Linked DNA regions of Homo sapiens: region 2 is linked to region 1. Evidence: chromatin contacts called from ENCODE Hi-C data. All regions are on one chromosome and are shown on one strand. The core of a region is the stretch at or near the end of the contact, and the rest is flanking DNA. Distances in the headings are between cores, read along the strand shown.

What was found. A loop is a pair of places that touch in the nucleus more often than their neighbours do.
Region 2: a loop to region 1 is called in a map of heart right ventricle, with 3 times the contacts of the local background. The contact joins two enhancer-like sites. A Hi-C loop is called at or near these places in 4 of 168 maps with a recorded cell type or tissue (breast epithelium, heart right ventricle and right cardiac atrium) and 1 of 37 single-sample maps with no recorded cell type.

Annotation. Positions count from the first base shown.
Region 1 is chr1:68,210,900-68,216,772 of GRCh38, forward strand. All of the region lies in intron 1 of WLS (Wnt ligand secretion mediator), which reads right to left. Among named protein-coding and RNA genes, the nearest start is that of WLS, 19 kb to the right of the region's middle. Within about 2 kb of position 3,197, at least 13 of the 41 ENCODE cell types and tissues checked have a DNase peak (open chromatin) inside an H3K27ac peak, as active enhancers do; they include breast epithelium, where a contact is called at or near this core.
Region 2 is chr1:68,144,005-68,149,602 of GRCh38, forward strand. It overlaps WLS (Wnt ligand secretion mediator), which reads right to left. Exons shown (of 12, transcript NM_024911.7): 7 at 4,559-4,656; 8 at 4,132-4,195; 9 at 1,865-2,008; 10 at 565-648. All of the region lies in intron 9 of GNG12-AS1 (GNG12, DIRAS3 and WLS antisense RNA 1), which reads left to right. Among named protein-coding and RNA genes, the nearest start is that of MIR1262, 37 kb to the right of the region's middle. RefSeq lists an enhancer at 3,721-4,920. Within about 2 kb of position 1,592, at least 7 of the 41 ENCODE cell types and tissues checked have a DNase peak (open chromatin) inside an H3K27ac peak, as active enhancers do; they include breast epithelium, where a contact is called at or near this core.

The DNA of each region.
Region 1 (5,873 bases), core at 1,947-4,446:
ACAAAACAAACAGAAAAAAACCCACCAAGAATCAAGCAGCTTTCTGCTGTCTTCCAACCCTCAGACACTCTGATGCCTCTTTCTTGGAATGTACCGCCACCTCCCACTGCTTTGGCCTAAAGACTGCATTTAATTTTAAAAAGAAAATAGGCAACCATCCAGCTAGGGGACAGTTAGAGTAACAGTTGATTAGTCCTTTTCTAAACACTGTCTTTTGTTTCATTGCTCTTTATTTGCTGTACACCAACAATTCATTAAAAACATCTCACCACTAGATTTAGTGAATGGAGAGGACAGGTCTAAACCCAAACATTCCTCTTGGAAAACCGACTACATTGTAAATTTGCAGACCTGTCCAGGAAAGTAAAACTGTTACAAAGTCAACCTCTACTGAGGCACACAGCCTCCTTTGTAAAAGAAAAAAAAAAAAAAGAGGTGCTAAAAAAATGACAGGTTTTTCTTAAAAAACAACAGGTTTTTCTTAAAAAACAACAAAATCTTATTCATCTTTCCATATTCAGCATGAAGAACACCTAAGAGAATTTTCCCTATCGCCTCATCTCCAGGGCACTCAAAGCATTTACAATCTCATTATTTTATACAACACCCATTAAGTGGGCACCAAAGATTATTACCCTTCTTTGATTTCTAAGAAAGCAACTACAGAAAGTTTAAACAAGTTGCCCAAGGTCGTTCAGTAAATTGAGATGCTTGGATTTTCCATTCAGTGATTGTTCTAGGGACATAGTGCAAAGTGACTGAATCCTCTAAACTCACCAAAACCCCTAAGTCTTACAGATCTCTTCCCCATTTCTCACCACTCATGAGATTTTCATCATCTAATCACAAATCTGCCACCATGTGGATCTTGGACATGGGTATCCTACCAGGCCAGTGCCATGTCTGCAAGAAGCCTGGTGCTACACCTGACAGCTTTCAAATCACCATCAAATGATTCCTTTATCTAGTGAAGTTGATTCTGCCTGGCTGCATCTGGGAAATTTTTAACCCCTCGATTAGCCATTGCACAGTTGGCTTAACTTGGATGAGACAGAGGACAAAATAGTGGTGGTTTAAAAAAATACCTCCCCCATTCTGATTACAAAGGAGGCATGATTAACGAAGTACCCTTTGTATCCGAGCTCCATTCTAAGAGAAAGAGAAAGAGCTTTCCTTCCCCCTTTTTTGATCGCTGAGTCTTTTCCTACTTGTCTCATCACCCACACAATCTGTTCACAGCCCAAACAGACAATCCAGCCAGTCTGTGGAGAGTTCCTAAAACATTTATGTTGTGAAAGCAGACAGGATGAACAGGACCTCATCTCGACAAAGGATGATGGGACATTCAGCAAAAGAGTTCACGAAGGGAAATACAGATGGAGTCCCAGAGCTGAATGAATTTGCCCACAATGTCTAACACAATGCCAGCCCTTATGGGTACTTGTAAACCTTCTGGTCAATTCACAGCCACCTCCAGGTTTTATCCCCCAAATTCCATTACTTTTAGAACAAAGGGTTTTAAAAGAAAATACAATTAACAAGTTAAGGAGGTCCAAATCAGTGCTTTAAGGATCCTTCAATTTCTCTAGACCTTTAAACATAAAAATAGCAAGTTAGATGAAGATTTTAGTTCCAACACTACCAGATCGGGAGTTGACATAATGCACATAAAATACTTAATACATTGCCTGGTACATACTAAGTACTCAAATAATATTACCTAATATTTTCATCTTACACTGCTCTATTTTATTAATGATGTTTTTATATATGTCATTGCCTGTCTACTCAGCTAAATAGTTCCACCTTATCTGTTTTTGGTATAATCCAAAAGATAAATGCCTTCATATAATTATCTTATTTAAGCTTTCAGATCTATAGTAGGTTACAGATGAGACAGTAAAAGCAAGACTAGGTCTCATAGCTGGCAAGTGGTAGATTCCCATACTGAGATCTCAACTCACTAATTTAACATCCAGTGCTTTATTTCAATAACACCACAGATGAACAGATTATCATCTCTCGTGCCTCTTTGTATTCTTCAGAATTTAGCTAAGCGCTAAGATATACCTTAATGATCATCTAAAATAAATTTCTAATGATAGGTAACCTAACATGTCTGAAGATTTATTTTAGTGCCTTTAATAAGGAAGAAAAGAAATGGGTGGAAAAGCCCAACCATACTTGGCTTTGAGGAAAGACATGCCTCTGTTTTTATTTGCCAAGGGAAAGCATTACCAGGTCCATTTAGAAAGACAAGAGGAAGTAAAGCCGGGCGTGGTGGCTCATGTCTGTAATCCCAGCACTTTGGGAGGCCGAGGCAGGTGGATCACCTGAGGTCAGAAGTTCAAGACCAGCCTGGTCAACATGGTGAAACCCCGTCTCTACTAAATATACAAAAATTAGCCAGGCATGGTGGTAGGCGCCTGTAATCCCAGCTACTCAGGAGGCTGAGGCAGGAGAATCACTTGAACCCGGGACGCAGAGGTTGCAGTGAGCTGAGATTGCGCCATTGCTCTCCAGACTGGGCAACAAGAGCGAAACTTCATTCCAAAAAAAAAAAAAAAAAAAAGGAAAGACGAGGAAGCATGAGGGATTCAATGATATACCAAAGAGATAAATGGGGCTAGAGCCAGAACTCTTGATACTCTGCTCATGGCTTTCTGTATTAAGTTCATTATTAATTTGGCACCTTGAGTGAGATGAATCTTGCCTTGGATTATGCACATCAAGTTGTATTTCAGATGGCTGTCCCATACTTTAAAGGCCCATACCAAACCCCCATGTATCAAAAAAAAAAATTATCTGATCTAAAAAATGCCTAGATCCCTTAGCCCTTAACAACAAACTGTCTTATTTTATGGATCTTGTCTTCCCAAATTTAAGTTGCTGGAGGGCAAAATCCATGTGTTTACTCCTTCTGTAGCCCATGGCTAACCTAGTTCAGAACTTGTAGCAACGTGTGCTGCTCATTGCTTCCTCGGCCTCACAGCCTTCTAGATGTCCCAAAGAAACCTCGAGTCATCATAACATCTACTGAATTTCCCAACCATCCCCAGCACTACTGCTCGGCTTGGGCAGTCATTAAAGCTTCTCTTCTGCCTTCAGGATCTTCATTTCAGCTGCTGGGACATCCTGTTGCCATCCATTTCACACAGACATCCAGCCCAGCAGGAACCCGTGTTGCAATGAGCTTTGCTTCAAAGCCAGCAGCCTGGCCAAGTTCCAGGAATTGTCACTAATGATCTTCACCAGCAACTTGGTGCTCAACAGTGATCTCTGAACACACACACACACACACACACACACACCCCATTTCCAATACTGCTCTAGTTAGAGGAGCTGCCTAACAGAGGTTGGTTCCATAACTTATTTTATTCTTTAATTGTTACAGAGGACTTATTTCATCAAAATAAGCTAACTGTCCAAATACACTCTGCAATGCAGCAGTGGCCTCCACCAACTTACTCCTTTTTTTTTTTTGAGATGGAGTCTCGCACTGTCACCCAGGCTGGAGTGCAGTGTTGTGATCTTGGCTCACTGCAACCTCTGCCTCCCAGTTTCAAGTGATTCTCCTGCCTCAGCCTCCCAAGTAGCTGGGACTACAGGCAGGTGAAACCACATTCGGCTAATTTTTGTATTTTTTAATAGAGATGGGGTTTCACCATGTTAGCCAGGCTAGTCTCAAACTCCTGACCTCAGGCCTCCCAAAGTGCTGGGACCACAGGTGTGAGCCACCACATCTGGTTCCACCAACTTATTTTTAAACTGAAGAAGGCATAACAAGTGTATCAGTTTCTTTTGGTTGTAAGAGACAGGAAAGCCTGCTCAAAGATACTTAAGCAAAAACTAAATTAGTAAGATGATACTGAAAAATATCTAGAGATAAAGCAGTCTTCTAGTGGTTGTTTTGAGAAATCAGATTATGTCAACAGATCTCACTTCTCTACAGTCATTGAATTCCACCCTGTATTTTATTAGCTTCATTCTCAGGCTTCATTGGAAAGACTCCAACAATTCCAGGCTTATATTCTGTGAGTTGAAATTCAGTAAGAAAAAGAGAGGACATCTCTTCCTGGTAGCCTCCACACAAGTCTCAGAATTCACTCTAATTAGACTAACTTGAGGCATAAATCCACCGTGGCTAGTGCTTGGCTTGGTCACATGTCCATCACTGGAATCAGAAGTGAAGATTCTCTTAAGGCACATGGACTGAGAGTGGGGAAAAAAATGCTCCACAAAGGAGATTCAGGCAGATCCTGCTGCCAAAACAAATAGGCGAAACACTAGGCAGCCAAAAAACACCAATCATCCTCTCCAATAAATCTTCCTTCTTTTCCTAATCTCCAAGAAGTTGTATTACTGGGATGATCCAACTTTGAAAATAGTATATTAAAAGAAAGGAACAACCACGCAAGTCATATAAAAATATATGTAGCCAGTAGGCACATGAAAAGAGGTTTACCATTACTATCAATCAACGAAATGTAAATTAAAAGAATAAGATATTATCAGCACATTGGGAAACATTTTTTAAACAAAAGTAATCACCAGTACTGGCTAACATGCAAAGAGATAGACATTCCCAGATTTGGCTAATGGGTGATATGATGATTATCACTGACCATCAAAATCCTTAAAAATGTGCATTTCATTTTACCTAAGATAAATTCACAAAAGTGAATTTACTAAGGAAATAATAAAGGATGTACATAAGAATTTAAATACAAAGAAGATTTCTCCAGTATTGTTTATAATAGCCTTAAACTGGAATTATTCTAAATGTCCAACAATAGATTGAGCAATTTAATTTTATCCATACTATGGGTTATCATACTGACACTAAAAATAACCTTTCAATGCATGTTTATTAGCATGGCTTAAATAAGTAGAAAGGCACTATACAAAAGAATTAATAAAGTGGGCAACAATAGCATCATTCACTAACTAAACCCAGTAAATTAGTTTCACCCTCATCTCCTAGGCACTCCCTGGTTCCTTCTTTAAGATTTACCCTGGGGTTCTAAAGACCCAGATTCCACCCGGGGAAAGAGAAAAACTCTGGACACCCTCAGCAGGCTAAAATGTGTTGAATAAATATGTAAAGAGAGAATCAACAACTGTTCATGGGAATGGCTTGCTACACAGAGGAGGGTGAAGAAGATGGACCACAACTGTCATTTACTTGTCCTGGAAGAGAGCTCAAAAAGAAATGTTTGGCCAATACACAGTGATTTCTATCACAAGTAGTTCATATTTTTTAAAACTACTCTTTTTTCTTGTTCTTCAACTTGTCATAATGTAGCAATTAATATTCAAATCCCGAGTTATTCCTTCCACAAACATAGCTACTGCCTTGCCAAATAAACCATACCACAAACAGTTACTCCCCATCTCAGTTTTCATAAGTTTAAAATGTAAATATCCCTGATGGACTGGCCTATCTTAGAGTGTTGTTGGGAAGATCAAATAAGATGATTTCTACTAAAGTACCTTCAAGAAGGATAAAAGCACTATACAAATGTGAGGTATCAGGTGTATCAGTGCATTACGCAGATTTCACAAACACACAACAGAGCATGGGAGAGTTCATGGCAAGCCTCTGGCTCCTCCATTACCCTCATGTCCTTTTCCCTGCAGTCATTTCAGAAAACCAGATGTTTGTTTGCAAAGTTTCTCTGCAGCAAAAGGGCAGGCCCTCTCTACATTCAAATTGGCTGAAGCTGTGTTTCTAGCTGTTGAAACTTAGACAATAATGGGGGAGATGCCAAAATTAATCCAAAAAGCAGACAGGCACACTTTACAGACTGGAGCCCTGAGATGGAAAAAGGCAGCAGCATGAACAAGTAGAGGGTTAATGGTTTTCATATTAT
Region 2 (5,598 bases), core at 342-2,841, 68 kb before region 1:
TAATAGATACATTAGATTTAAACAGTACTTCCCACCCTTCAAAACAAGTTATGAATATTTTAAAATGATTGTTATTGAGATTTTCAAGTATAGCAAAATGTTGAGTTTTGGAAATAACCAGTGAAAAGACAAGATGCTATCAAAGAGACTTTTGAATTACATTTCATATTTAAGTGGCAATATAATTATTACAAGGAATAGCTGATGGACTGTATAAGGATCTATGTTAATGCTAGATAAAAATGGAATCAAATTTATGCTTGTTAGTGTTGTGCTACACGGCTTGATAAGTTTTTCTCATAAGTAAATAAAATATGTGCCCTTCAATCTGGCTGTAGGCTTTTAATTTATTTGGAAACTTTTATCTCCTACAAGGTTTTACGGAAAGAGAAAATTTAGTCCATTTGGCCAGGTGATATCAAGACCCAGAAAAATATGGCTTGACCAGCTGTCCAGAATTATGGCCTCTCTCCTCCTTTCCTCAGTGGCTCTATTGAATTTCTGTGCAGGGTAGAGGGATCTCTGCAGAGACATTCTCACCTTGACATCTCAGGGTCCACTTACCTGACTAACGATGAAGAAGATGACAGTCATGGCAGCGCAGGCCAAGGTGATAAGCATGAGGAACTTGAACCTAAAAATTAGCCCCTATTAGAAAAGAAAGAGTAGTTTAATACTCCATCAGCTACCAATCCTTTTCTCACTATGTAAATCTATAAAAAGCTTAATTTTAAAGAAATCTGTAAAACCAAATCCCTAAGAATGACAGTAAAATAGTTTCCCATAGTAATATTTCTTCTGCAGAGGTGAGTGTGGCTGAAAATTTCTTGGGCCAAGTATTTCCTATGTTCTTATCACTCATAAAGCAGCGATACGAGAGCCTGGGAAATTATATTCACAACACGTCGTGAGGCTGCTAATTTCCCTGCTAAGCTGGTTATGCTTCTCTGCAAGGGTTCAAAGTTACCAAATCCAAGTTTTCTGTGGTTGTAATAAAATTCTGCTCCAGTGAACAAAAAGAAATGTGCATATTAATCAACATGAAGTGGATTTGGTTGAATTTTCTCATGTCACTCCAGCTCTGGAGACAGGCAAGCCTTAGAAAGTGCCTGTGGTTTCCTAAGAGCAGGATTTAAGAGAACCTGTGTTTCAGAGAGGGAGGCCTATTATTCAGGGGCTCTTCTGTGCAGATCTACTGCATATAAAAACTCTGAGGTTCTGTAGTTTCTGCTTCTCTTTTCATACAGGAATTAGGCTTGTTTCTCCAAGGACAGCCACTTAGGCATGAACCCAGGGGATCCCTGATAAATCAAGGATGTGTTGCTTGCATTGGGGATTTGAGGATGTTAAGTGTTTCTCTTGAATGAGGAACATAATCTATAAACAGAGATTACTGAACTCTGTCTGAGCATCTGCTGGATATTTTAGGGGAATGTGGCCTGTTAAGAGTCTGGAAATCAGATCACGTGGGCTAAACCCTGTTTAATTACAGGACAGGGTTGATTCTGGGACAGAACTTTGACTAAAGCCTCATCCCAACAAAATCCCAATTATGCCATAGTCCAATCTCCCAGCTAGTATGTAACCTACATTCCATCACCAAGCTGAAGAACCGGCTGAACAAGTTTATTCATTACTGAAAATGGAAACACATTTGTACCACAGAAAACACCAAGATTTAGGCCAGCTAGATGCTTCTCAGAGTAAGATTTGGCCTCTAATTTTGCCCAGAGATCCTACATGAGAATCTCTCAATTTGTATTTCAAAGTAAAGGCTTTCTATCTCCAGGGTGTGTGTGTTTACACATCAAGTGGAAAGATCAAGCAAGCACCAGTTCCAGAACGAGCCAAGAAATCTGCCCACCTCATAGTGTAGCCGCCGGACTTTGCTCATAGCTGGCAGGCTGGACTGCTTCCCACTGATGTTCCGAAACACCTGAAATACCATGAAGCATAGAAACAGGAAGTAGAGGCAGAGGCAGATTCCAGCCACGATGATGAAGGCCATCTGGTCGTGTCCAGTAAAGGAAACAACGGGCTAGCCAAGGCCAAGTTGAGCCGGGTCCAGGCCCTTCTCCCCAGGTCTGTTGGCAATACTTGTTTTGTCTCCAAATATGTAGAAAATTTTCAAGGGGATAAAATATTAAAACCTGATATTCTAATGCCAATGATAGGTTTCTTGACACATTAGTACCACAGAGGGAGGTGTTCAATATTGCTTTCTAAACCAAGTAAGAAAAGAAATGGTGTCTTGCTTGTTAGAAATGAAGAATCTAGGCCCTACCCTAGACCTAATGAATCAGAATCTACCTTTTAACCAGGTCCCCAGGAGATCCGTATACACAATAAATTTGAGAAGCACTAATAAACCATATATTCGTCACTATGGATCAGATGAAAAACCACAGTAAAATCACCAGAAGGGTTCAAATGTAGATCCCCAGGTCCCTCCCTAGATATATGGAATCAGATATTCCAGGGCTAGGACATCAAGTATGACTATGTTTGGGAACCACTGGGCTAGTCCTTGGAGTTTTATAAGAATGCGATTGAGATACTCTGGCATAATTGAAGAGGAGATACGTGGGGGCTCAGTGCAGGGGACCTGGGCATGGGCTTGAAAGTCTTAAAGTGAAACCAGGGATGAAGGACTATTTGCAATCTTCTGTCACCACAGAAAATCTTGTCCAACAGAATGGGGATTCAAGGACACATGGCACAGGTGGGAGTCTGGGTTGCTGCCAGTATACTTGAGACCCACTAGGGAGACTGACCTGCCAATTAGAGCCAGTCTGAGAACCACCAAGTCTTAGGATAGCGTGAGCTGCCTTGGAAGGCAGATGACCTGATTCCAACCCCTTTCTGCTACAACTTTGCCCAAATTGCCTTTTTTTTTTTGAGACAGAGTTTTGCTTTTGTTGCCCGGGCTGAAGTGCGATGGCACAATCTTGGCTCACCACAACCTCCTCCTCCCAGGTTCAAGCGATTCTCCTGCCTCAGCCTCCCGAGTAGCTGGGATTACAGGGATAAGCCACCACACCTGGCCCAAATTGTCTATTTTTAAAAGCATTTAATAAGTATGAACTTGGCGTGCATATTTCATTAAATAATATAATATCTAATGCAGTTTCTCCTTCTTTCCTATAATGAACATCATCCTGGAATGAAGGGAATATAGTTATTTTCTGCAGGACTTGAAATTTTACTCACTCCATCCTATCTACAAAATTAAAAAAGTTGAACTAGATTTAACATTAGAAACATTCTTCTTGTTGTGCAGCTAACATTTGGTGGGGGCATAACAGAGGAAGGGTAGAGCTTCTCTCTCATCTTTGAGGAAATGATACTACTGATTTAGTTTGCTCACAATGTTCTTGTGACACTGAGAAACCAATATAAACATCATGGCAAGACAAAGGATATTCCCTAGCACGTGGCAAGATATGAGCCATCAAGGAAGAATACAACCCAAGCCTTTCTCTCCACTCCAGAGCAGAGTCTTTTTCTCCCAAGATCATTTCACATACTATTCCGGAAGATAAAATATTTAAATCCAGCATCCTAAAAGGGATAAGCTAAGACTGTCACTTCTGCTTCATGAAGATGACTTAGAGTTTATGCCAACCAACCAGAAGCCTTGGCGACTTCTCTGGAACTAATCACCTTAGCCTTATCTCCACTTGGTCTCAGGAATAAATAGCAGCAGTGTGATTTGCCAGCACACCAAGGTCACTTAAGAAGTCTCACACATAGGTGGTTTCAGAAACAGGCTCTTCCACAGGGGCCCAGAGATGAACCTCCATGGCTCCAGGGAAAAGCTAGTCATGCTTCAGTCTGCAGGAAACAGTGTATAACAGATAATTCAGACAGGCTGCAGTAAGCCTAGCAACTCGGATCCCTCTGCTGTGAGGATAGGCTGTGACCTTCTCATTTTGCCTGCTCTCACCCAGGCTTGAAAGCAAGCAGTAATTCTTCTTATTATTAGCCTTAATTGTGCTGTTATGATTGGCCTGAGAATCAAAGCCCTGGCTGAGTACATATGGGGAGCATCAGCAGAGCCTTAGAAAATGATCTTGGGGACTGGGTGGCCAGGGGAAGAAATAAAACCCTGAGCCCATCAAGGAAGGATACGGCCAGCTCTGTTCCAATGTCTGTAGTCCAGATACTGTAGAAGGGATTCGTGAGTTGTACCCCTCTACAAAGAAAATGAGATGGAAAGGCAAGACACAATTAATACAAAGGCAACGGGAACTTTCCTTTTCACATATTCTTAGCTTTTCAGCTGCAGGGGTGAGGGCTGTATTTAGGCTAAAAAACATTACAGAAATCCTAAAGAGAAATGAAGCTTGTAGAATACATCGGCCCAAATATTTTTCAACTGTAAAGAGCTGTGCCTTTGATTTGATCCCAGACCTTGTCTGAGGATGTGACCACGTCCAGTGCTTCCAAACCAAAGGTTCCCGACCACCATTCTCCTTTTCAAACACTCCTCCTAAAATGACAGGAGTGGGCGTGGTGATGCACAGTTTGGCTCAGTGTCCCACAAACACTTGCTCACCTCTCACACATGTCAAATATGAAGAGGCAGAAGGAGCCAACGGCAATGGGTCCGACTTGCTTCCAATACCCTGCGATGTGGTTCCGCTCGTGCTGATCCTGAGGAAAACCAAATTGAGAAGGGAGATAGAGGGGAGAGGAAGACCAAGCAATTCTATGGGGGAGTCAGCATTCGAAGGACACTTGCCGACCACCTATTGTGTATCAAGCACTATGCTAGATTCTAGGTATGAGAACAAAGAAGATGAAAATCTCTTCTTCAGGAGCTCATCTCTGTGGGGGAGTCTGGCACATACGTAGAACATGACAAAGCCCAGCCATAAGGGCTCTGAGAGTAATAAGAACAGGATGCCATGGGAACACAAAGAAAGGCCTCGGCTCCCAGGCAGGGGACATTTTGTGGTCCACAAAATAACTCATTCTGAATTAAATTTCTACGTGACTTGTAACTTGTGTTTATAAAAGTGACTGATCCTCAGAAGACAAAGTAAAGACATTAAAGCATTTAAATATGTAAAGTGTGTCTATTATGGTGAGGAAAATAGGCATATTTTCTCCCCATCCTTATTAAAACCAGGAATGAGTCCCCTTGATAAACAAAGACACCAAGAGAAAGAAAAGGAAGGAATGTAGAATGAGAAAAAAGGGAAAGCAAAGATGATCTTAGCCTCCAGGTGGGGCCCCAGGTGGGTCAGTCCACACCAGCTCCCTGCGGACAATCCTTGGCTGGCTTCCTGGTGCTGGACCAAGTTCCATCCACTCCCCCGCCCTGCTGCTGAGGCCTCATTCTCAGCGCATCTCTGCTGGAGGACACCTCATGGAGAAAGACCCCTTAATGTAGACAGTTTAGCAGTAGGAAGAAGTCTCTCTCTCTGCTCTCACACTGCTCTCCTGGAAGGGCAGCAGGACTTGAGAGGTCTGGTTTTCATGATTGAGCCATAATGGAATTTAAAAACAGTCCACTCTGCTGTGAAGCCCATGTGCCTGACGTGAAGACCAAGTTCCAGCTGGCATATCATCTTAGCCACAATGTGATGATGA